Linked DNA regions of Mus musculus: region 1 is linked to region 2. The links are chromatin loops, found by intact Hi-C in ENCODE. Cell type or tissue: heart. All regions are shown on one strand. Each heading gives the region's core, and the rest is flanking DNA. Links, peaks and the distances in the headings are about the cores only. Region 1 holds the start of Icosl (icos ligand). Region 2 overlaps Gm47922 (a long non-coding RNA gene).

Region 1 (12,178 bases), core at 1,541-4,040, 55 kb before region 2:
CAGGGTGTGCATTAACTCATGAGGAATACTTAGTATCTTACAGCAATGTGATCTGTGCAGTTCAGGGTGTGCATTAACTCATGAGGAATCTTAGTATCTTACAGCAATGGTTCTCAACCTCTGAACCACTGCGATCTTTTAATACAGTTCCTCAAGTTGTGGTGACTTTCATCCATAAAGTTATTTTTGTTACTACTTCATAGCTGAAGTTATGTTACTGTTATGTCTTGTGATATAAACATCTATGTTTTTTGATGGTCTTGGGTGACCCCTGTAAACAAATTATTCAATCCCAAAGGGGTTGCGGCTTACAGGTTGAGAACCATTCTTCCATCAGTGTTGGGTAACTTACTTGGTGGTGCATAGTTTCCAAGAAGCAAAGGTGGGATTTGAGCCCAGCCATGTATTTGCCACGGTCTCCTGCAGGCTCCCAGGGGCTCCTTCCCTGCACCTGCCCAACTCTGCCTAGTGTCCATTTCTAGCCAAGATATAAATCACTTCCTTACTATGCTAAGGTCCCTTTGTTTAGCAGCATTTGGCTTTCTGGGATTCCAGATGTTGTGGGGAAGTGCAGGGCACTAATTTTTGCAGAGCTCCTGTCCCTGCCGCTTTGCCAGCCATAGCATAGTCCAGGTCAGCCATAAAAGCCCCTTCAACCTTTGCTCTCTACTGCCTGCCTGGAAGAACTGCTGAGTGAGGATCAGGACACAAGGCAAGGAGTGGCATAAGTGTCAGCCAATGGGGGCGCTGTTCTGGCCCCTGGGCATCAGTGATAGGCCCAGATGTTGATGCCAAGTCAGGCCTATCCAATCAGAGAAGCCTCGAGATTAGTGCTGGGGGTTGTACAGCTGGAGTGGAGTGGACCAGAGCTGGGGAGCCTGTGGCCAGGAGAGTTGGAACATAGGATGTGGTGGTACCCTATCGGCTCCATCTGCCAATTGATGCCAAGGTGACTCCCCAACACGGGCTTCTGCTGAGTCCTCAGTGCTGCCAACCTAGTGGGGGAGAAGAGCAAGTGAGGCCACCACTCCCGATGTGCGATGTACTTACCAAGACTCCGGGTTGACTCCTGGATTATGTCTGCCAGAGCCCAGGGGTCAAGTTCTGATAACTTCTGTTTTTTCCTAGCACACGAAGAAGGTAGCCCCCCTCCCTGCAGGAGGGCCAACCCCCACCCCCACCCTCAGGCTGCTTACCTCGGCCGCACTGGTCCCCACCTCTGCTTGTCTCTTCTGTTCTTTTGTGCTTGTCCTGGCCTGCTCCCTGATGTTGATAGCCAAGAGCCAGAGATTTTTAGTTTCTCTCTCTCTCTCTCTCTCTCTCTCTCTCTCTCTCTCTCTCTCTCTCTCCTCTCTCTCTCTCTCCTCTCTCTCTCTCTCTCTCCCCCTCCCTCCCTCCCTCCCTTTCTTTTTTTTTCAAGACAGGGTTTCTCTGTGTAGCCCTGGCTGTCCTGGAACTCACTCTGTAGACCAGGCTGGCCTCGAACTCAGAAATCCACCTGCCTCTGCCTCCCAAGTGTTGGGATTAAAGGCATGCGCCACCACTGCTCGGCTTCTTTTTCTTTTCTTTTCTTTTCTTTTCTTTTCTTTTCTTTTCTTTTCTTTTCTTTTCTTTTCTTTTCCTTTTTTCTTTTTTCTTTTCTTCTTCTCTTCTCTTCTCTTCTCTTCTCTTCTCTTCTCTTCTCTTCTTTCCTCCTCCTCCTCCCCGCCTCCTCCTCCACCTTCTCTTCCTTTTCTTTTTCGAGACAGGGTTTCTCTGTGTAGCCCTGACTGTCCTAGAACTCACTCTGTAGACCAGGCTAGCCTCAGACTCAAGAGATCCACCTGCCTGCCTCTCCCTGGCCTCCCGCATTCTCAATTCACTGGCAGGTGGGGCGGGGAGGGGGCGTGGGGGTTGAGGGAGAGCAGGGAATGGGGTGAGAAGAGAGTCCTGAGCTTAGACACAGGCTCAACGCTTATGAACCGTTAAGGCTCTCCCAGAGTGAGTGCCAGAGAGCACGAGGCTGGGAACAGGATTGCCAAGTCTGGCTGGCTTTGGAGGAGAAAATGGACACTTCATTCTGTGTTCCACAACTTTATCCCTCACCAAGCCTTCGAAGTTGGGTGATGGGAGATCTGGACAAGAGTGGAGCCCGTCTTCTCCTCCCTTTCTCCCTCCTGCTGGCCCCTCTCTCCTCCCACTCGCCTGGCTTTCACTTTTTAATTCCTAGTCGTTAGGTTTTCTGATCATCTACGGTCTTTGGTCAGCCCCAGGTCCGGGCTTTGAACCTTGGTTCATCTTCTACAAGACAGGGCCCAACATCGGGCTCTAAAAGAGGGACGCAGGGACCAGGCCGGGAATGTTCTGGGCAGCGTTGGGGGGGGGGGGGGTGGGGGGTGCAGCGGCTGAGTTTCCTGTCTTCCCACCCTCACCCTAAGCCTCAGTGCCCAGACTTTCGGCCGCACCGGAGCCGGCCCTCCTTTTGCCCTCGCCGGGATCCACAAACCACCCCACACCCTGGCACCTGTAACTCATGCCCAAGTCTCCGACCCTGCTCAGCAGCCGATTGGGTTACTTTCGGGAGCGGGAGAGCGGAGGCGGAGCTCCCCGCCTCCAACCCCCGCTCGGAGGTGGCCGGAGGGATGGGCCGAGGGCGGGATCCCGCCTGTGCCCAATTAGCCAGGCGCGCAGCGCTAGCGAGCGCAGTTACAGCGGGTCTCCTGCCGCCAAAGCCTCAAGAACCCCAGATTTCAGCGCCCCAAGCCTGGAAGCTCCCCAGTTCTTCGTGGCCCCCAACAGCTCCGGAACCCCAGCCGCTGCAACTCTCCGCGTCCGAAATCCAGCACCCCGCAGTCTGCGCTCGCACCATGCAGCTAAAGTGAGTCCGTTCGCTGTTGTGTCCCGTGAGTGGGGTGGGGGAGCCGGGGACCCACCCGAACTAGGACTGAGATTGCCCGACGCTAGCGCAGCGGCTCTGTACCGGCGCAGATGTGCCCAGTTCCGGACGGCTAGCGGCCACACCTGGACCTGCCGGCTTGGACGGCAGGGGGCGGCGCAGGGCTAACCCGCTGCACCCGCGGACCAGACCCCGGCGCGTGGGCGGCTGTAGGCGGAGGAAGGGCAAGAGCCGGTACTGAAGGTGAAAACTCATAGCAGCCATGGGCACTGGCTTAGCCGCCGCCGCCCTTCTCCCTGTTGATTTCCCAGAAGGGAGGATGTGTGTTACCTCAAAGGCCAGCTGATACCCAGTGCATGGGGACAGGACACCTCCTTGTACACTTGACTTCCCTCACAGATCCAGACTGGGCAGGGGAAGTGGGAGGTGTGTAGGAGGGGTGTGTGTGTGTGTGTGAGAGAGAGACAGTTTTGCGCTCCGGCGTTTTGCAAATATTTCCCTCAGGCACTTGTACCGTAGACACTCCATCTCCACTGGCTACTTGCTGAGGTCCTCAGTCCACAAGTGTCCTAACCACAGAGTCTCCAGGGATAGAAAAGGGGAGACCTTGCAGGCTACCGAGTGCCTGCTGGCCAGTGGCTGGCTTGAGTTTGTGGTTTGCCCACTAATCATTCCTGGGGACACCCCCCCCCCCCCGTGTGTGCGTGTGTGTGTGTGTCCATCCATCCCTCCCTGTGGCTTCCCAAGGGTTTCTTTTGAGACAATCTTCTGAGAATTTCAGGGCTGCTGTTGAAAGAGAGGGAGAATTTTTGGTTGGTTGGTTGGTTGGTTGGTTGGTTGGTTGGTTGGTTGGTGTTTTTTTGAGACAGGGTTTCTCTGTGTAGCCCTGGCTGTCCTGGAACTTACTCTGTAGACCAGGCTGGCCTCAAACTCAGAAATCTGCCTGCCTCTGCCTCCCAAGTGCTGGGATTAAAGGCGTGCGCCACCACTGCCTGGCTGAGAGTGAGGTTTTATAAAAGGTGTGTGGGCAACTGTGAAGTGTCTGTGACCTGCTGCAGGGTCTTAGCCCCTATAGAGAGTCTCCATAGAACAGACGGCCTTGGGAGACTAGGCAAACTCTGGCTAAAGTATCCAAGACTGCTTTAGAGTAGGGTGAAGTGCCCTTCTTCCCACCACCCTTCTCCCCCCCCCCCCCTCACTCCCACCACCAACCAGACCTCTAAAAGGAGGCAGCTAGGCTGAGATACATAGGACACCGTCTTTTGTGTATCACCAAGGGCCTGGAACATGGCATTCCACCAAGTTTGGTTTCAGACAGTCCTGGTTCTCACCTGTCTCCTTTGGGGCCATCAGGTGTCTCTATCTCCTTCAAATGCAGCTTGTAACCATTTCTCTACAGAAGGTTAGGTCACAGGGAGGGGGCACAGACCTCAAAGCAGGGACTCTCAGAGCCCTTTCTCCTCACACAAATCTTTCTGAGTTTGGGAGCTGTTAGACTCTGGGGATTTGTGTTTGGGGGAGGGGGGAGTATGGTCCTGGTTGGGCTCTCTGAAGTCTCAGTGGAAAACCAACCAGCTGTCCTCCAATGGAATTCACATTTCTCCTAGGTGTCCCTGTTTTGTGTCCTTGGGAACCAGGCAGCCTGTTTGGAAGAAGCTCCATGTTTCTAGCGGGTTCTTTTCTGGTCTTGGTCTGTTCTTGCTGCTGTTGAGCAGCCTCTGTGCTGGTAAGTTGGGATGCATGCTGTGTGGCGCATAGATGCAGAACATTAGGGAAGCCCTGGCCACTGCCCCTACAGCCTCCCCAGAGGCCCACTGGAGAAAGCTGGATCCCCATACCTAGGTTGATATGTAGGGTTGGCAATCAGAAAGGGAAGTGCTTTTCCAAACTTTATACTTCTCTTTACATTTCTTGCTTGGGGTCAATGGAATGCCCCTCTTGGTCTCTCTGCATGGTGAATCATAAAAGCCACCTTTGAGGAGAGCTAAGGGTGAGAGCCTGCCAAAGCCAGGGAGGGAACCAACCTTGGCACTAGGTGGAGGCTCGCACCTCACACCTGAGTTTGCTACAAGACACTAACGAGCCCTCCTAATGAACCTTAGTAATGAATTCCTTTCTTGCCTTGGTGGGCTGAGGCAGGATTGGTGTTTGAATCTTAAGTAAATACATTGTGTCACTTTGAAGCCTCTGCAGAGACTGAAGTCGGTGCAATGGTGGGCAGCAATGTGGTGCTCAGCTGCATTGACCCCCACAGACGCCATTTCAACTTGAGTGGTCTGTATGTCTATTGGCAAATCGAAAACCCAGAAGTTTCGGTGACTTACTACCTGCCTTACAAGTCTCCAGGGATCAATGTGGACAGTTCCTACAAGAACAGGGGCCATCTGTCCCTGGACTCCATGAAGCAGGGTAACTTCTCTCTGTACCTGAAGAATGTCACCCCTCAGGATACCCAGGAGTTCACATGCCGGGTATTTATGAATACAGCCACAGAGTTAGTCAAGATCTTGGAAGAGGTGGTCAGGCTGCGTGTGGCAGGTAAGACTCTCAAAGCAGAGATTAGCTTAGCCCAGTGTGATGCTCGTCCTGAGGAAATCCAAGATTCAGTGGTGGGCTTCTATGCATCTGTGGAGCTCTGATCTTCTTCTTCTTCTTCTTCGATTTATTCATTATATATAAGTACACTGTGGCTGTCTTCAGACACACCAGAAGAGGGCATCAGATCTCATTTCAGATGGTTGTAAGCCACCATGTGGTTGCTGGGATTTGAACTTAGGACCTCTGGAAGATCAGTCAGTGCCTGACTGAGCCATCTCTCTAGCTCTGAGCTCTGATCTTAACAGAGTCCATAACTCAAGTCCATAACGTCCTGGTTTCAGAGAACCGCCCATTTAGCCATCTTTGTCTTCATTTGGCTAATTCAACTCAAAGTAGATACTGAGAACTGAGTTAATAGGGGAGTGTGGAGGTGGGGTGATGGCTCGTTAGGTAGAGTGCTTACCATATACACGTGAGGTCCTTAGTTTAATTCCACCACCCACCTAAAGTCAGGCATAGTAGCATGCATTTCTAGTTCTAACACTTGGGAGGCAGATAGGTGGACCCTTCGGGCTCACTGGTTAGCCAGCCTAGCCTACTGAGCTTTGGGCCAGTGAAAGATTCTGCCCTTCCCTCCCAAATAAGGTGGACAGCTCTTGAGGAACAACATTAGAGGTTGTACTCTTACACATGGGCACATGCGGCCCTCCCAGCCAGCACGTTTTCAAATGTGTGTACCTGAAAGGAGTAAAGGATGCTGGAAATCTAAATGAAGTTGGACTTTAGGGGAAGGCTTTTAGTCCAACCAAGGATTTGGGGCTACTTAGTGGGGAGGCAGATGTGTGTCCAGTGAGGAAAACTAGCCCCACATGAGGGAGCAGGAGTTTGGTGTGGGGGCCGTCACTACCCATCAGGCTCAGTGTCCTTCTCTCCACCCCCACTCCTGTTAGCTGCAATAATTACTTTTGCAGCTCCATGTCCAAGATACCTGCTACAGACAACAAAGGGACAGAGATGTGCCACAGTTGTTTCAGACCATCCTGGAGGGAGAGGTCAGGACAGCCCATTTGGTGGCAGGAGCACGCAGCAGAGTCTGCTCAGTGCACAGCAGACAAGGTTGCAGGGAAAAAGGGCAGCCTGGCTCTTAGCTCTTTTTTCTCTTCATTTAAAACATTTATGTGTATGGGTGTTTCGTCTGCATGCCTGTCTGTATCCTATGTGCATGCCTGGTGGCCACAGCGAGTCTAATCTCATGGGACTGGAGTTACAGATGGTCGTGAGCATCCATGTGGGTGGTAGGAACCAAACCCAAGACCTCTGGAAGACCAGCCAGTGCTCTGAACCATCCCCTCTAACACCTCCTACCCCCCATTTTCTCTCCTTATCCATTCTCCCAGTACATGATGGAAGTTAACTCAGTTAATCCTCTAGACTTCCTCATAGAGAAGCATCTGGAACAGATGGGTTTCAGTCCAGTCAAATCAGCAGTGAAGATTTAGCCATCTATATCTGTGGGACATTCCACCCCACAGGCAGCATGAGCCTCTCTGGCTTTGTTTTGGTTAGACATCCCCACTGGTCAAGCCTCCCTCACCGCTGCCTCCTTTCCCTGCAGCAAACTTCAGTACACCTGTCATCAGCACCTCTGATAGCTCCAACCCGGGCCAGGAACGTACCTACACCTGCATGTCCAAGAATGGCTACCCAGAGCCCAACCTGTATTGGATCAACACAACGGACAATAGCCTAATAGACACGGCTCTGCAGAATAACACTGTCTACTTGAACAAGTTGGGCCTGTATGATGTAATCAGCACATTAAGGCTCCCTTGGACATCTCGTGGGGATGTTCTGTGCTGCGTAGAGAATGTGGCTCTCCACCAGAACATCACTAGCATTAGCCAGGCAGGTAAGGCCCAGGCTGGGGCGTAGGGACTTTGGGAGCATCCAGGTTGTAGGTTAGGTGAGGTCCAGAGTCATAAACAGACTCCTTACAGATGATCCCTATCAGAGAGAGGCAATGAGGGAGGCTCTCGGTGTCTGAAGGCAGGGACAGTGATTGCTGCTCTGGCCTGTCACAAGAACTTAATGCTCACTGTCCAGGCAAATGATGAGTGTGCCTGTCACCCGCAGCAGCCGATTCTTGAACTCTTTAGCCAGTGAGGACTGAGAAGCACCGGGCCCTGGGGCTCCTCAGCAGCCACAGACCTTGGTCAGGATGGGGGAGGGAGGGAGGCATGCAGGGACACTTCCCCACATTCTCTTCCCACCCCACCCCAGGGAATTCAGCTGGCCCTGGCTGCTAGCTATGGACCACAAAGACATGACTCTCCCCAGAGGCCTTAGCTGTCCCAGTCTAGTTAAGGGACCAAGCCAGTCACCAGATATTAGAAGAATGATTGTATTAATAAAAAGTGTCCCAAATAGGTGACCCGCAGAGGGAGAATGTTGGGGTGCAGTGGGGTGGTAAATAGCTGTCTTCTTTGGCATCGGTAATGATACTGGCATTCTCAGTGGGCACCAGTGTGTTGTACAAACATCAAAGAGTGTCACCTCCAGAAGAGCCTGTATTTCTTATATACCCCTCCCTTGTAAGCCTGGGGAGAGTGGCTCCAAGTCTCATAGTAGGACAAAGTTTGCCCAAAGAGCACCCATATACCAGCCTGATATTTTTACGACTCACACAGTGACAATCGGAAGCCTTTTGAAAGCTGCTGCCCCTTTCTTTCCATGGAAAAGACTTTCCGGTCAAGGTCCTTAAGTCTTGAGCATTTTCCCTTTCCCTTTTTTGGGGGGTGGATGGGGGTGGGTTGGGTAGAGACAGGATTTCTCTGTAGACCAGGCTGGCCTCTGCTTCCCCAGTGCTGGGATTAAAGACCCTAGGTCCCATTTCCTTTCTTTAGACAGGGTCTCATGTAGCCTAGGCTGGCCTCAAACTCACTGTCTAACCAAGGTGACCTTGAACTCCTGAACTCCTGATCCTCTCTCTGCCTCCACTTCTGGAGTGTTTGGCCCTGCTCAGTTTATGTGGTGCCTGTGAACCCGAGGTTTAATGTATGCTAAGCAAGCACTGCACCGAGCCACGCCCCCAGCCCAGTTTCTCTTTCCTGCAGAAAGTTTCACTGGAAATAACACAAAGAACCCACAGGAAACCCACAATAATGAGTTAAAAGTCCTTGTCCCCGTCCTTGCTGTACTGGCGGCAGCGGCATTCGTTTCCTTCATCATATACAGACGCACGCGTCCCCACCGAAGCTATACAGGTTTGTGTGAGACTTGTTGACCGTTTACCTATGAATGCATTGGTTTCTACAGCTTCCTAAACTTTTGAAAAGATTTCATTTAAGATCCAATTTTAAAGTAGGCCAGTGGTGGCACATTGCCTTTAATCCCAGCACTTGGGAGGCAGAGGCAAGTGGATTCCTGTGAGTTTGAGGCCAGACTGGTCAGTAGAGTGAGTTCCAGGTCAGCCAGGACTACACAGAGAAACCCTGTCATGAAAAAAAAAATATCCAATTTTAAAAGCATACGCATACTTAGCAACACAGCCTGAATCCTCCCAGGAGGTTAGACCCTCCGTTTTCAATAGAGCCAAGCTAGTGGCAAGAAGTTCACAGTTCAGGCTCCAGAGGATGATGGATCCTAGATCCAGAGGTGGGATGGACGAGCTGGGGAGCGCCGAACCTTTAAAGGCACAGGCTCGCATTTAAACCCCAAAAGGACAGTTCCCAGAGATTGGATATAGTTCATTTCTATGGATTCTCTTCTAAGTCATGGGCAAGTATATACCTGGAGTCTTGTGCACTCCAAGGACAGGCCCAGAAAGTAGCAAAGTCGCCACATCCTACACATGGGCCACAGTGCAGGCTCTAAGGCTAGAAGGTCTAGAAATCCTCGGAGGACTCGGGAAGTGGAGGAAGCTAAATAGAGCCCCGTGCCACCCCCCAGCCCGGCTCAGCCTCCGACAGACCCTTCTTTCCTTTCCCACAAGCCACCCGTGTGTTTCCAGTTTGTGGCCAATACCAGTGGTGTCTGAACAACACTCCTCAGCCAGGCTGTGCCAGGGCTCCTGAGCTGGAGACACACAGAATCTTCATTTTTGAAAAAATATTTTCACTTGTATGTATGTATGTGTAGAAGCCCTTAGAAGGCTGTAAAGAGCATTGGATCCCCCAAACCTAAAGTTATAGATGGTTGTGAGCCACCATGTGGTGCTGAGAACTGAACCCAGGTCCTCTTGCAAGAGCACCAAATGTTCTTTTTTTTTGTTTTGTTTTTTTGTTTTTTGTTTTTGTTTTTGTTTTTTTTTGAGACAGGGTTTCTCTGTGTAGCCCTGGCTGTCCTGGAACCAGGCTAGCCTCGAACTCAGAAATCTGCCTGCCTCTGCCTCCCAAGTGCTGGGATTAAGCCACCACTACCGCCTGGCGCAGCAAATGTTCTTAACAGCTGTCTCAGGGTTTGTATTCCTGCACAAAACATCATGACCAAGAAGCAAGTTGGGGAGGAAAGCATTTATTCAGCTTACATTTCCACATTGCTGTTCATCGCCAAAGGAAGTCAGGACAGGAACTCACACAGGGCAGGAACTTGGAGGCAGGAGCTGATACAGAGGCTATGGAGGGGGGCTGCTTACTGGCTTGCTTCCCCTGGCTTGCTCATCTTGCTTTCTTTTAGAACCCAGGACCATCAGCTCAGAGATGGCACCACCCACAAGGGGCCCTCCCACCCTTGATCACTAATTGAGACAATGCCTTACAGCTGGAATTCATGAAGGCATTTCCTCAAGAGAGGCTCCTTTCTTTGATAACTCCAGCTTGTGTCAGGTTGACACACAACACCAGCCAGGACAACTGCTGAACCCACTCTCCATCCCTAACACCAAGTATCTTAAATGTTCCCTGCACACTTACACCTTCAACTCCACCTTCTCTTAAAAGCAAGGCTTTCTGGGGAGCCCCTGTGGGAGGTTGGGGAAGATGGTGGACAGAAGGGATGATGCTACTGGGAGCCCACCTTCCCACAAAGCCTGAACCTCTCTGCTTTGACCCACAGGACCCAAGACTGTACAGCTTGAACTTACAGGTGAGTCTGCCTGCAGGGAGAAGCTGGTTGACTGAGCTGTCATGACCTTTCACACCTTCGGCTGGTAGTTTTCCATACCTGAGAATTCCCAAGATGCAGAAACCCTGTCCTGTGGTGGAAACTTCTGGGCCCTGTACAGCAGACAGCTTGTCATAGGTCTCTGTGCCCCTCCTGCCTCTGCTCTGCAGGACCCCATAGACTCTGTGACTCTGGCAGCCCAGAGTCCCTTGGTGGAGGTGTATACTCCAGTTGCAGGTGGATTCGGTAATCTCCAGAGGTGTGGATTCTTATCTCAATTATCCACAGAGGTATCAGTTGACCACTGGGAGATATCCCTGGCTTTAAGTATTTTTACTACCTCAAAGTGATTGTGCCTTCCCAAACCCGGCTTTTTCACGTTAGAGATGGTAGTATGTCTGGTCCCCTTGGTGCAGTGGGGCCTGTTTGCTGACACCCACTGCCCCACTCCTGTGAACAAGCTAGTGTCAGGCCACTTTGGAGCCTGTGTTCTGGGCCACCTAGTCCTAACCCAGTCATGTGACTGCAATAGCCAGCTGCTTCTAGTTTTTAGAACTTTTCCCTCACCAGTCTGAGTCCCGGGAAGAATCATTTCATTGTCTACAAAATTAAAACACTGAGCATGGTTCAGTGGCATGAGCTTGCCTGGCAGGCATGAGGCGGCAGGGCTTGCCTTCACCTTCCTCTCTCTTCCCTCCAAGACCACGCCTGACAGGACTCTGCCCAGGATATGGACAGGGTTTCTGTGAGTTGCCACCAGGTGGATGTCAGACACAACTTCAGAGTGGACCCCCACAGGCCTGGTGACAGAGGACAACGAGCTGTCTGCTTATGGGCTGTGATGGAGGCCAGGAATCCCTGGCTTTACGAGGCACAGAGACTTCATCCCAGAAACCCCGAGGGAGATCTCTCCAGTGGGCAGCAGCAACATCATCGGAATATGGAGCCTCCGGTGAGCTGTCGGCACAGAGAGCAGCAGCTTGTGAGAAGATCCTTCCTTGGCACGTTACTACTCAGGCCTAGGAGCTTTATAAAAGAGCGTTTGAGCCACTCTGAAAGCCCTACAGAGTCTACTGGAGACTTTCCCTGCAGGACCTTCAGTTGGGGAGGAAGCCTGACTTTATTTAGGTCTCAGGCTACTTGGGCCTCTTCGAGGATATGTGGGATTTTGTCTACTGCAAACCTGTTTCTGGCTGACAATGGTTGGGCTCAGAGGCACTCAGCTTCACAACATCAATGGGACACGCCTCATCCTTGACTTCCTGTGGCTACAGAAGCTTTCCGAAAGCCTTGAGCTCTTTCAGACTGAACAGCTCTGCCCAGTCTCAGCAGCCCATGAAGATCTCAACTCCAGCTTCCTGGGTCTCCGTGTTGCTGGCCAGAATAGAGCTAGCTCTTTTGTTTCAAGATGGTTCTGCAAAGTTGGCTGCTTGGAAACCTAGGGATGTATGTACAAGCTCCAGGCTGATGCAGTAGGGGGCACGGACTCCCCGATGGAACACAGTATCTGACCCTAGGTGAGGGCAAGCTCCTTCCCACGCAGAGGACTGGAAATTCTGGACCGTCAAGGCCTGTCTGCTATGTGGCTGGGGCTCAGTGCTGATGGATGTGTGAGATCTCAGGAATGAGGAGTGAGAACCCTGGGCTCAGGACTAGGAAGACCTG
Region 2 (12,178 bases), core at 5,214-7,713:
GAACTACATGACAGAGAACCCCAGTACTCAGGAGGCAGAGGCAGGTAGATTTCTGAGTTCAAGGCCAGCCTAGTTGACAGAGCCAGTTACAGGACAGCCAGGGCTACACAGAGAAACCCTGTCTCAAAAAAATAACAGTCAAACAAACAAACAAACAAAACAACCCCACTCACCAGCAAAAAGATAATTTTATTTATTTACTTGTTCGTTTTGCGTATGCATATGCATTCCACAGCATGCATGCAGAAGTCAGAGGACTCCTTACAACCTGGCAGTTCTCAGCTATTCCCAGCTCCTGCTGTTCTCACTACGCATCTCCATCCTCTCTCAGACACCCCTGACCTTGCCCAGACCGTGACTGTGCTCAGTCAAGTCATATCTCGAAAAGAACCCTTCTGCTTAACCATCCCATGGAGCCACATGCTGTCGGTTTTTACAGTTAGGTCCTTAGTGAAGTCTTATTACACTGGTTTCCTTTTCACTCTCATAACGAAATTCTTTCATTTCCTATATTTTATCTAATTACGTTTCCAAACGAGGACAAATGAAGACAGAGGCGAGGGCTACGAGATATTAATGTGGTCAAAAGAAAAAAAAAATCACCCTCCAAACACTCGTGTTGCACATGCATATTTTTATTGAGGCAATGTCAAAAAGCAAAGAGCAATGTGTTAAAAATAAATAAATAAATGCAAAATCAAAATGGCCACAGGTTTGTTTTTGGGAGGTCCAGGAGCAGATCAGTATCACCCTGTGCTGTTTCAGATGCTGATCTGAGTTTACAAAGGGCTGTTCAGCCAGAATTTTCTCCCGGGTCATCAAAGGCACCGAATGAGTAGACACAGTATTCTTCACGGTTATATAATTCCCATCAGACATTTCCACCCTCCTAATGATCAGCAGTACCCCAAGGGCTCAGAGGTCTGCAAAGCCTTCCAAATTGACAAGATCTGCCTGTCATCCATGGTGTAATCGTAGCTCAATTGGTTCAACAGAACCAGAAACGGCTGAGCCTGATCCTGAAAGATAAAGCTAGGAACCAAATGGAATTGCTAACAATGGCTTGAAAAGAACACAAACAACTCAGGGGCTTACCGGACTCAGGCAACCCCTACCAGCTGTGCTCTGCCTCTATCCTAGAAAAGCCAATCCAACGCCCACCCTGAAGTAATCGTGAGAAGAAGCCCCAAACCGAGGGGAGGTGTGTTGCCTGGAGAAAACTTATCAAGAGTCCAGAACATAATCCAAACTCTCATCTCCTTCCTGAAGCAGGGAGCAGGGAGACGGGAAGAGCCCTTGGGCTAATAGGGTACCAGCAAGGGTGTGGGACTCTTCAATCTCTCCTCTCCACCGAGGTCAACTTGCTGACCAAATAAGTCTTTTCTCCAAGCTAATGTTGTGCCAGGGAAATGTTAGTGATCCACAAAACCACACACAGGAGCCAATCTGATGCAACTCACAGCAGGGTCTTTATTTTATTCCAGCTAGCTTCCCCCCGCCCCCAACGCTCCACCATAAGGATGGTTTTGGTGGTGGGAGAGCCCTGAATGTCTATGGGGCTTTATAGTAAGCAGCAAGCAGGGAATACTTGTGCAAGCATCTAATTGGGAAGCTACTGAGGCCTTTAACAGAATTGGCTGATGCTGGGAGTCATATCATAAACTTAATTTCTGTCCCCCTCTGCATTGGTAGTCACTAGGCAAGGGGTGGGCGTGTAACCTGGGGGCGCAGGTTTGTTGAGGGAATAACCTGGAGACACTGGTCTTATTGGGGGTGTAACCTGGAAACTCTGCTCTTGTTGCAGATTAGCCTAGAGACTAGAGCTAGGCTCAGGTTTTGTTGGGGGAGGGCAACTTGGAAACTAATGCTAGATACCAGCCTGTTAGTCTACCTGAGTTCAAACTTAGGTCAGGTTCTCTAAAATGGAGTCTGAATTTTAAAGCTTTGACATCTCACTATGACTTGTTAACTTGTTATGAGACCTATGAGGGTCATAGCCCCTAATAAACTAGCCTTGGCTACTCATCCTCAACAGGCCAACTGAAAAGACAAATCCACAGCGAAAAGCAGAAAAAAAAGAGATTTGATCAGTGTGGCCACACTGGGAAGGGGGACAAAGTGGTCCAATGACCTTCCCTCCACAGTCTATCTTTGAGATCCTGACATGAGGTTTAGGTTTACATAGAAGGTGAGGCAGCTAAGCAGCCTTGGACAAGGTGTGATCCCTCCAGTCATCATTCCCATTGTCTGGGCTCCAACCTTTCCCCAAAAGGTGGTCTGAGTATCTGTTAACAGGGTGTGAAATCTCTTCCTGGCAGATCAGTTCTCTTCTGGTTGGCACAGGGATTCAGCCTTCTCTCTCCATCATCCTGAGAGATTCCTGGGAGAAATTCCATTTCTTGTGGGTCTTTGTCTCAATGTCCGGTGGCTGAGGAGATGGGCGCAGGGAAGAGGAGCTTCAGAGCATCTTCATTTCTGCCAGAGTGCTTATTCTTTGGAACATACCCGATCCTGTCACGAGCAGAGCTGACTGTGGAGCTAAGGGTCCCCTTTGCCAGGTAGATATAGGTCTCAATTTGATTCTAACATTTCCTACCATGGCCCCCAGTCTTGTCTTTTGCAATGGGAATATTTATTCTGTGCCATTGCACATGGAAGTGTGCAACTCTTAAAACATGTATTTTATAGGCTCTTGCAGAAGAGACTTTGGACTTTCGATCATTGCTGAGTCCATTAAAGACTCCAGTCACTTCTAAAGTTGGGCGAAATGTACTTTTTTTTTACACTATGAGATGGAGAATTTAGGGGCCAGGTAGAATGCTATTGCTTAAAGTGATGTGTGGGCTGGAGAGATGCTGATAGAACCTAGCAGAGAAGCCCCGACACACACACACACACACTCAATTCCCGATTCGGAATGCACCCAAAAAATCACAAAGGATCATCTTGATGTAATTACATGAGGTCGTTTAATTACAGAGCTCTGGACCGACATGCATCCCACACAGGAGATAACGGATGTCAGCTACGAGGCTCAAAAGCTAGGGGTTTTTATGGGGTGAGGGGCTTAGGGGTGTGGAATTCAGCATAGTGACACACTATTGGCTTATTCAAACATCAGCAGAAAAATTACATGTACATGCAGGATGTCAGAGTTCTGTGAGTTGTTGACTCAGTTAAGGTAGCCCTGTTATGTCCTCACATTCCTCTTTATCTTTAAGGTTAAGCTGTTCCCAGGAATGTTTTAACTATGGGGCATACCCGGGTTTGTTTTTCTTTTTTCTCAGCCCCAGGCAGCCTCTAGGCTCATAAACAACCAGCAATTTCTGAGTACTTTATATGACTTACAGGTCTTGAAATTTCACCTTTCTTTCATTCCCCTCTTCTACTAAGTAATTCTAATCTTAGAATTTCAGAAGTCTATATCTCTATGTGGAGGATAGAAATCATACTCTTTTTCTATCTTAACTATAGGTTGGTATTGACGCTGGAAGATCATAAGCTGTACTGCATTTACTCTATTTTTAGCATGGGAACAAAAACAGAATAAGAAGGGATAGTGAACAGGACTAGGCAGGGACCCTTCTAGTGAGGCTTGAGGGTCTCAGCATGACGCAGATGTAGCACGTAGATCAGATCTCTGGCTGGAACTGGTGAGATGTCTTTGGGGTACCCGGCTTGTTCGCTGTAGCCAATTGTGACCAGACTTCTTTCTGCACCACCTGCAAGCCTTTTAACTTAGCATACAGATCATTATTATAACAACATGTAAGTTTAAACACATCATTTTTAGACAGTACTGGGCATAGGAGCCCCATAAAGGATCTTAAAAAGAGTAGGGCATGGGGAAGGAGCACCAAGTCTGTGCCAGTTACCATGGTTAATTTTGTCAAGGTCTCTTTTAGAGTTCTATTTATTCTTTCTATCTGTCCTGAGCTCTGAGGTCTGTACACACAATATAATTTTCATTTGACCTCTAAATACTTGGCCACACCCTGACTTACCTGGGCAACAAAGGCAGGGCCATTATCTGACCTATTGCTTTTGACACTCCGAACCTTGGAAAAAATTTTCTTTAATAATCTTCTTGATGACTATCTAAACAGTCTAATTTTTACAGGGAAAAGCTTCTATCCATCTTGAGAACGTTCACAAAAAACAGAAGGTATTCATACACATATTTTTCTCAGTAAAGTCTATTTTCCAGTAGATTTCAGGTCTGTCTTCCCATGGGAGGACTAGTTTTCTTTCTTCAGTTTCTACTATTCTATACAGGGTTTCTTTTACCAGTCTTAATTTGTCTATAACTTGATAGTCTTCAGACTGTCATGATCATTGCTCTTTGGGATGCCTGTTTGGTGGTTAGATCTGCCATCTGATTTCTTTTAGCCACAGCATCTTAGGTCTTTCTCTGCAGATGTCAACAGCCCTCTTTGTCTGTATATTGCTCCGTACAGTGGCAAAAGCATACCTGCTGTCAGTGTAGACTTCTCTTTTGCCATTTATAGAGCTTGTATCAAAGCCACAAGTTCAGCTTTCTGTCCACCACTGCACTGCTGTCCCCGCCTTCCGCTTACCTTCAACCGCGAGGCTATTGCCATCTGTGTACCAGCTCAAACTCTCAGGCCAAGGCTGATCTGATCCTTCAGATCATTTCGAGTATCAGTTTCTTCTGCCAGAATGTCAACACAGTGATGAGTAGGTGAAGTCTCAAACAGTAGGTTAGTGAAGGTCACTCGTTCAGTCAACAAAAAAGTTCTGATAATGTGTCCATCGGTCAGGAGAACAGTTGGATAATGTTTTCAAGAGCGTTAGTCAGTGGGGGGGGGGGGGGGCTGAACCACACTTTCTAGGGCATGTGCCAAGTTTTGTCTCAGAGTCAATTTATCTGTATCCTTGCCCAGAAGCCACTATGTGCAGACAAGCAGGCCATCTTACAGCCACCAGGTCTAATTTCTTACAAGTATGCCACAGGTCTTTTCCAGGGTCCCAATCTCTGAGTAAGAACCTCTTTGGCAATACCTTTGTTCTCAGTCACATCTAGAAGGCCCAAAGCTGGGGATGACATTAGGGCAGTCTTAATGGCATCCAAGGCCATCCAAGGTTGTTCTTTATTTCTCTATACGAAGGGCTGTTTATCTCTTTAATTTAGCAAAACCTGGAATCCACAATCTGCAAAAGCCTGCAGTGGCCAGGAACTTTTCTAACTTGTTTTGCACTGGTCAGTGGGGGAATATAAAACACAGTCTCTTTTCTAGCTGCTTCGACAGGTAGGCCACCGGCCTCTTATAAGGACTCAGCTTCTGTGTTAGCACCCCTTCTGCTATCTCTTCACTTTTAGCCACGAACAGGTGAAAGGATTGGTCATGAGGGGGGCTCCTCTTCTTTTTGTTGGGGCAGTCTCTCACCCAGTGCCCTTTTTCTTTACAGTAAACACATTGATCTTTAGCCAAAAGCTTTCTTTTGTTGCCAGGTACTATCTAAGTTTTCTAATTTTCCTGACTCTTGTGGCCAGCATTTCATTTCTCTTATCTCTTTTTAATTTCCTGACTTTCTGTTTCTTACAGATCATTTCTAAGTGCTAGCATTATTAGCATGTGCCACTTTGCTAGGTTCTAGTCTTTGTTATTTACCTCTCTTTGCTGCTGTTTCCTAACTGTAATGGAGATCTCATATAATGTTTTCTCTATATATTATCTTTTGTTCCCCCTCCTTGTCTTTGCTTCCTTTGGATGTTATCTAATTATCACATCTATATTCTGTCACTTATCTTCTCTCATAGTTCGCCTCTACCCTGGTTTATATTTCTTTCTCACTGCACATCTCTGATTCTGACTCTGGTCTCTGTCTTTGTCAGCCTCATGTTTCCTCAACTTTTTTTCTTGTCTGACTCTTATTTACTGGTTCTTCCTCTAAATATTTCTCATTCAGAGTATCTCTCTCATCTCAGACCTCTCTAACCTCCTTCATCTCTATTTTTACTTCTCCTCACTGTTAACCTCTCTATTTGCCACTGTCATCTATCTCTCCTGAGTCTGCTGAAGCTTTGCTCTTAGCTCACTTCTTTGCAGACCTCTACCCTTCCTTTCTTTCTCCTCCTCTGCACTTTCTTATCGACTTACCCTGTCCTTCTTTTAACTTCTGTAACTTCCTGTTACCTCGGTCAGATTGTTGGGACACTTTCTAGTTCCACAGAGACAAGACCCCCATCAGAGCCTGGCAGTTAGATTCGCAGGTGCTCCTTACCTTGGACAGAAGCCCCAAGTGGGCAGATGCCCCCCCTCACTGGAGCTTGGAACAGACTCACTGCCAGCAGTTCAGGGCGGGGTCACCCTAGAAGAGAAAACACTAGGCAGGGAAGGGAGTGCAGCTTTCACAGCTGGCTGTACCGGACCACTCATATCTCAAAGTAAAAGCAGTTTTTCTGTTGACAAGAGACGGGATGCAAGGGACAGGGGAATGAGAAGCTGCCAGGGAACCTGCTGCGCTCTTGGCCAGCTACTCCCACAGCCTCTTCTTTTTCTCTTCAGCAGCCACAACATCCAGGGCCACTGACTTCTCAGGGACCACCCCTCTTTTGCTCCGGGTTTTCCAAGCTCATTTCTCCCTAGGCTCCAGGTCCATGGGCGGAACCACTGTGACCCACTGGCTGCTCCCTGGAGTTGGAGTGGGAGGCAGAGCAGCTGAGGGTCTGAAAGGAAGTGGTCAGCATAGGGATCTGACAGGATTCTTATTCCAGAGGGCATAACTTAATAACAGTCGTCAGTCGTTAGTCCAAGTCTGAACACAAAGAGACACACAAGACACACACAGAAACCATTTTCAGGCAACCACCATAGAATCACAGTACCACAGAAATGACAAACACAAGCAAGACCAATACAGGACGTCTTACACGCGATTTCCAGAGAAGCCTGACACTATCTGTTCCAGGCATATACTGAACCATAGCTGCTGCTGGGTTGAAAAGGACTGTTTCAGATCCAACTTCCCAGCTTGACACCAGAGCATCCTCCAACGTTGTGGCCTGTCTCACTGTCACTGCGACCAACCCAAATGGACCTCTCTCCATAGCAAGGCCCCCAGAACCTGAGACCAGCCTAAAACCAAACCAAGATAATCAGTCAACTCCTTGGGACCAAAACCAGACTTGAAACCAGACAAACCAAAAGCAACACAGAATCAGAAGGTGGTCTAATGGAGGACACACAAGTGAACAAGACAGACAGACACACAGACATACAGACAGGAAGGCAGGGAGGGATTCCACTTTACCTCTGATGTACGATATCTGTGTCCCATGACGAAAACCACAAACAAAAACAAGACAGCAACAGAGGAAAAAAAGACACCAGTATATCTGAGCACACTCGTCTACGCCTGGACTTGTACAACCAGCTTCCTGACGGGGGTCGGATTCCACATCAACACCCTTCCTGACAGGGGTCGGATTCCACATCGACTCCCTTTCTGGAAGAAAAAGCACCTTATTTTTCTCACTCTGCCAGATGACAGTCAGACCTTTCTGACTGTCCCTCACCCTGGGCACTTCCTCCAGGGTCACCCTTGGAACGTCTTCCAAGGTCATAGCCTATGGGGCCTTAGAAGTCTTCCTCCCGCAGCCACTAGGTCCTTACGGTCCACAGTGGCAGCTGCCAGAATACAGAATACCAGAACTGAAAAACCAAGACACAAGGTGGGACTCAAACCCACAATCTCAGAACTGGAAAACCAAGACACAAATTCAGTGGTGTCACACTTAGACAACAGACAACATACAAGACTCACACAAACAAACGTACCTCCAAGGGGTCCTTCAGGGTTCCTGGGTGTCACACAGATCTCGGTGGAACCTCCAAATGATAGAACCTAGCGGGGAAACCCCCCACTCAATTCCCGATTCGGTGTGCACCCAAAAAATCACAAAGGACCATCTTGATGTAATTACATGAGGTCGTTTAATTATGGAGCTCCGGACCGACATGCATCCCACACAGGAGATAATGGATGTCAGCCATGAGGCTTGAAAGCTAGGGGTTTTTATGGGGTGAGGGGCTTAGGGGTGTGGAATTCAGCATAGTGACACACTATTGGCTTATTCAAACATCAGCAGAAAAATTACATGTACATGCAGGGTGTCAGAGTTCTGTGAGTTGTTGACTCAGTTAAGGTAGCCCTGTTATGTCCTCACATTCCTCTTTATCTTTAAGGTTAAGCTGTTCCCAGGAATGTTTTAACTACGGGGCATACCCAGGTTTGTTTTTCTTTTTTCTCAGCCCCAGGCAGCCTCTAGGCTCATAAATAACCAGCAATTTCTGAGTACTTTTTATGACTTACAGGTCTTGAAATTTCATCTTTCTTTCAATGCCTCAGGGTTTAAGGGCACTGGCTGTTCTTACAGAGGACCAGTGTTCAATCCCCAGCACCCACATGGGAGCTCACAACCATTGTTAACTCCAATTCTAAGGAGCGCAAACCCTTGGCCTCCACAGGCACAGCACATACAATGTGCACAGACATACATGCAGGCTAAACGCCCACACACATAAAAATGAAAATGACGTGTTTGGGTGTCAGATTGACAAAGGGGGGGGGGGAGCTGGGTTGACGAATCTCACTGTCAATGAGATTTAAGATAATCATAGAACCACATCTCTGGGTGTCTCTGTGAGGGCTTTTCCAGAAAGATTTAAAGAGGCAGGAAGACCTACGCTGAGTATGGGTGATACCATCCTATGGGCCTGATTCTGGATTGAATAACAAGGAGAAAAGGAGTTGAACACCAGCCTGTTGTATGACTGGCTGCTTCCCTCCCAGCTCCAAGCTCCCAGAATAATGCCTCAGACTCGAAATATATTTATAAATACCCAAGTCATACAGTTAGGCTCCTTCCCTGACTAGCTAATAATTTAAAACAACCCATTTACATTTATCTACATTCTGCCACATGGCTGGCTACCTCTGCTCAGATGCCACGCATCTGTGTTCCTCACATCTCTCTTGGCTCTCAAGTCTGGCTCTATTTCAGAATCATTTCTGCCTTTGGGATGCCCCACCTTCTACTCTCTCCATTCCTATAAGCTATAGGTGTTTTAATTGACAGGTGATACATCCATACAATACACAAGATATTCTCTGGACACTGGCACTTCTCTGCTTCCTGACTCAAGGAAACAGGACAAGCCACCTCCCTCTCCTGCTACTGAGCCTTCCCCAGGATAGACTACACCCTCAGAATGAGCCAAGCCTTTCCTTCCGTGTGTAGCTTTTGTTAGGTAATTGCTCCAGCATCAAGACAAGTAACTGGCACAGTAATGGAGACTCCTGCTGGCAGCTCCCAGGAGGATGGTCCAGAGGTCTCATAAAAGCCAAACTTCTGGTCCTGGGCACTGGGCAATGTGTTACGGTTGTCCAGGCAACAGAAAAAAACAAAAAAAACAAAAAAACAAAAAAACCCACTCAGCTTTGTGACCCATCAGACTCCGCTCTGTGAACCTCCTTCCTGAGAGGATAAGTCGGAATGGATTACTTCAGGCTGGAGGTGACTCAGAAACAAGGACCAGGGACAGGAAGGGTGGGTGGGTGGGTCTGCTTGGGGCCGGAGAGCACACAGTCTGGATGGAACTTATCAGACTAACTTGGCAGAAGGATGGTCAGCAGGGCCAGGGGCTCCTGTCTTCCCAGCTCTCACAGACGTTCTGTGAGCTCTCATGTCGAGGCCACGCTGGGTTAGGGTTCTGCTGCCCACTTACAGTTAGTACACCAGGGTGAGAAGTGAGCAGCTGGCAGGCATGAGGACCTGAACCCAGGCCTGGTGGCACAGGCTTGTAATCCCAGTGCTAGACAAGTGGAGACAGGCAAGCTCTTGCAGCTCCCTGGGTCTCAAAAGCCAGCTGGCCAGCTTAGCCTACGTGACAAGTTTCAGACCAATGAGAGACTCTGTCTCAAAAAATAAAAATAAACATAAAAAAAAGTGGATGTTGTTAGGTTTCAAATCCTGGACAAATGTCTGAGGTGCCTATTTACCATATCAAAGCAGACCTGGCCCCAGGTTCTCCCTGCACCCCATCAGTCCCTATCTGTTACACAGCCCTCCTGGCTGGCACACCCTGCCCTCTACCCTAAGGTTCTCCAGCCCAGGGGGCTGGTCTGTTCTTCATTATATAATCCAACCATTCCAGTTAACCAACTTCTTTCTACCTTTTGGCCTCCTGGCTGCCGCCCCAGATTCCCCCTTGCCTCTCCCTTCCCCCCTCATCTCCCAGGTGACCCAGCTTAGGGCCATGTCCTCTCTGGACTCTCCCAGATGTCCCTGCCTCTGACTATACTCTCATCTCTACAGTAAATCTTCTCCCCCACTACACCCAGGACCAGACATTCTTCTTTCTTTCTTTCTTTCTTTCTTTCTTTCTTTCTTTCTTTCTTTCTTTCTTCCTTCCTTTCTTTCTTTCTTTCTTTCTTTTTACCAGAAGAATGACATATGAGGCTGTCCTGCCTCCACATGTATGCACGTGCATCTTCATGTGCTTAAATACACACAAAATTAAAGTAGTACATTGAGATGTGCCAAGGTGATGAAAGGGAAGGAGAGAGGGAGGGAGGGAGGGAGGGAGGGGAAGAAGAAGGGAAAGAAGGAGGAAGGAAGGAAGGGAGAGGGGGAGGGAGAGATGGAGGAAGGAAGGGAAAGAGAGGGAGAAAAGGAGGAAAGAAGAAATTTTTTTAAAAAAAAAGTGTTTCCATGACAAAATAACCAGCTACGAATCAGTAGGACTGCCAGGAGTTCTCCTGATCTCTCCCCAGTCACCCTCCTACTTGGCCAGCTAAGAAACCCTTCCTCTATGTGCCTGGCTGTGCCCCTCCCTCCTCTTCTCCCTCTCCTGGCCACCTGAACTGGGGTTTTCCTCCTGGTTCTGGCTCTGGGGTTTCCAGACCACCAACCCTTGAGTGGTTTCCACTGTGATCTGATTAAGAAATTGGCAAAGAATTCCAAGCAACCCTGGTCTACACTGCTTGTTCAGGACAGCCAGGGCTAGGTAGCGTCACCCTGTCTCAAACAAAACAAACCACAGGTTTATAAACCTCCTTATAAGGCCCCCAACAACAAAGCAAAGTACAATTCCACCAAAGTCACCCCGGGGAATCAATGGGCTTACTGACAGAACATGGGTGACCCCAAAACAGGAACACTGGAAATTCTACTCCCATCATGGATTTTGGCTTTCCCGCGGCTTCGTAGACAGCTCCCTTCCAATAACCTCCTATATCCTCTAGAACCCCCCTAGGCCGCGTCCAATTAGGGCAAATTTGCTTACAAATGGCTGGGGCCAAGTAGCTGGAACTTCAGGTGAGCATCGAAAGAGCTTCTCAACCCGCTTCTTCTATGAGGAAGCATCCTTAGTCAACAGACCCTACAGAGATGGTTGCTTGCACGCAGGCGCAGACACCTGTGGAGAATGGCCGCTGCTTTGCTCTGGAGGACTGCATCCCAAAACACCGTGGTACCTCTATGCATTCTACACCGGAATAGGAGGGAAGGAGTAAGGGCTGTTAGTAGCATGAAAGTTTACAGGGACCCAGGGAGGCAGGGAATGAAGACCCATTTCCTTAGGTGTCCCAGGCTCTAGGCTCTGCTCCAGCTGGCCGACACTCTTGGCTTGTCCTCACACGTGTGGAAGAAGGCAGGGCCTGGCCACAGGGAAGCCAGCAGGAGGGAACAGCGCCAGGAGACTCCTGTTTCCCAGCTGAGAGGGGCTTCCAGACAGCCCTCGGGAGCTGGGAAATAGGGCGTTCAAAGGGATTTGCGAAGAGTTAACACATACCCCTTCCGGAGAAGCTGGGACCTGCATGCGCACTCACGCTTAGTCCCTACAAAATGGGGCAAGGGACACAGTACAAAAAAAGTGGCTGGCCATGTACAACGCTCGGAAAACTGGGGGAATTCTGGGAATACCAGCATCTAGGGACTGCAAAAATTGAGAAGGAAAGAGAGCCATCAGGCCCCATCAACGCAGTAGACGGCTCTCTCCATTGCCCTGGGGCTAGGCTCAGAGATGGCTCTCTCCATTGCCCTGAGGCTGGACTCAGAGATCACGACCAGTGGGGATGAGATGGGTAGTGGAAATATTCTGAAGGAAGTGCTGGCAGGAAGAGCGTTGGGCACAGGGAGGACTCTGCCTCT

What was found. Hi-C counts contacts between places; a loop is a spot of excess contacts. Peaks named below come from ENCODE experiments on the same cell type or tissue, not always from the same donor. Only the 100,000 strongest peaks of a DNase experiment are listed, where the experiment ranks them.
Region 1: a loop joins it to region 2, with 3 times the contacts of the local background. A loop is called at or near these places in 2 of 42 quality-filtered maps.

What each region holds. Positions count from the first base shown.
Region 1 is chr10:78,066,679-78,078,856 of GRCm38, forward strand. Icosl (icos ligand) reads left to right here and starts at 2,690. Exons shown (of 7, transcript NM_015790.3): 1 at 2,690-2,857; 2 at 4,483-4,601; 3 at 5,060-5,413; 4 at 7,029-7,322; 5 at 8,527-8,676; 6 at 10,466-10,495; 7 at 11,215-12,178. The coding sequence starts at 2,847. The coding sequence ends at 11,225. It overlaps Gm51775 (a long non-coding RNA gene), which reads right to left and starts at 3,797. Exons shown (of 3, transcript XR_003948913.1): 1 at 3,782-3,797; 2 at 1,197-1,263; 3 at 1-995. In heart, for the core only: a CTCF peak has its summit at 3,022 (motif pointing right); DNase peaks (open chromatin) are centred at 2,053, 2,593 and 2,993; H3K4me3 peaks cover 1,828 bases; H3K27ac peaks cover 1,364 bases; H3K27me3 peaks cover 1,134 bases.
Region 2 is chr10:78,117,940-78,130,117 of GRCm38, forward strand. It overlaps Gm47922 (a long non-coding RNA gene), which reads right to left. Exons shown (of 4, transcript XR_003948914.1): 2 at 11,313-11,513; 3 at 6,247-6,333; 4 at 3,382-3,722. Among named protein-coding and RNA genes, the nearest start is that of Gm47922, 14 kb to the right of the region's middle. In heart, for the core only: no CTCF peak of the experiment used is centred there; a DNase peak (open chromatin) is centred at 6,302.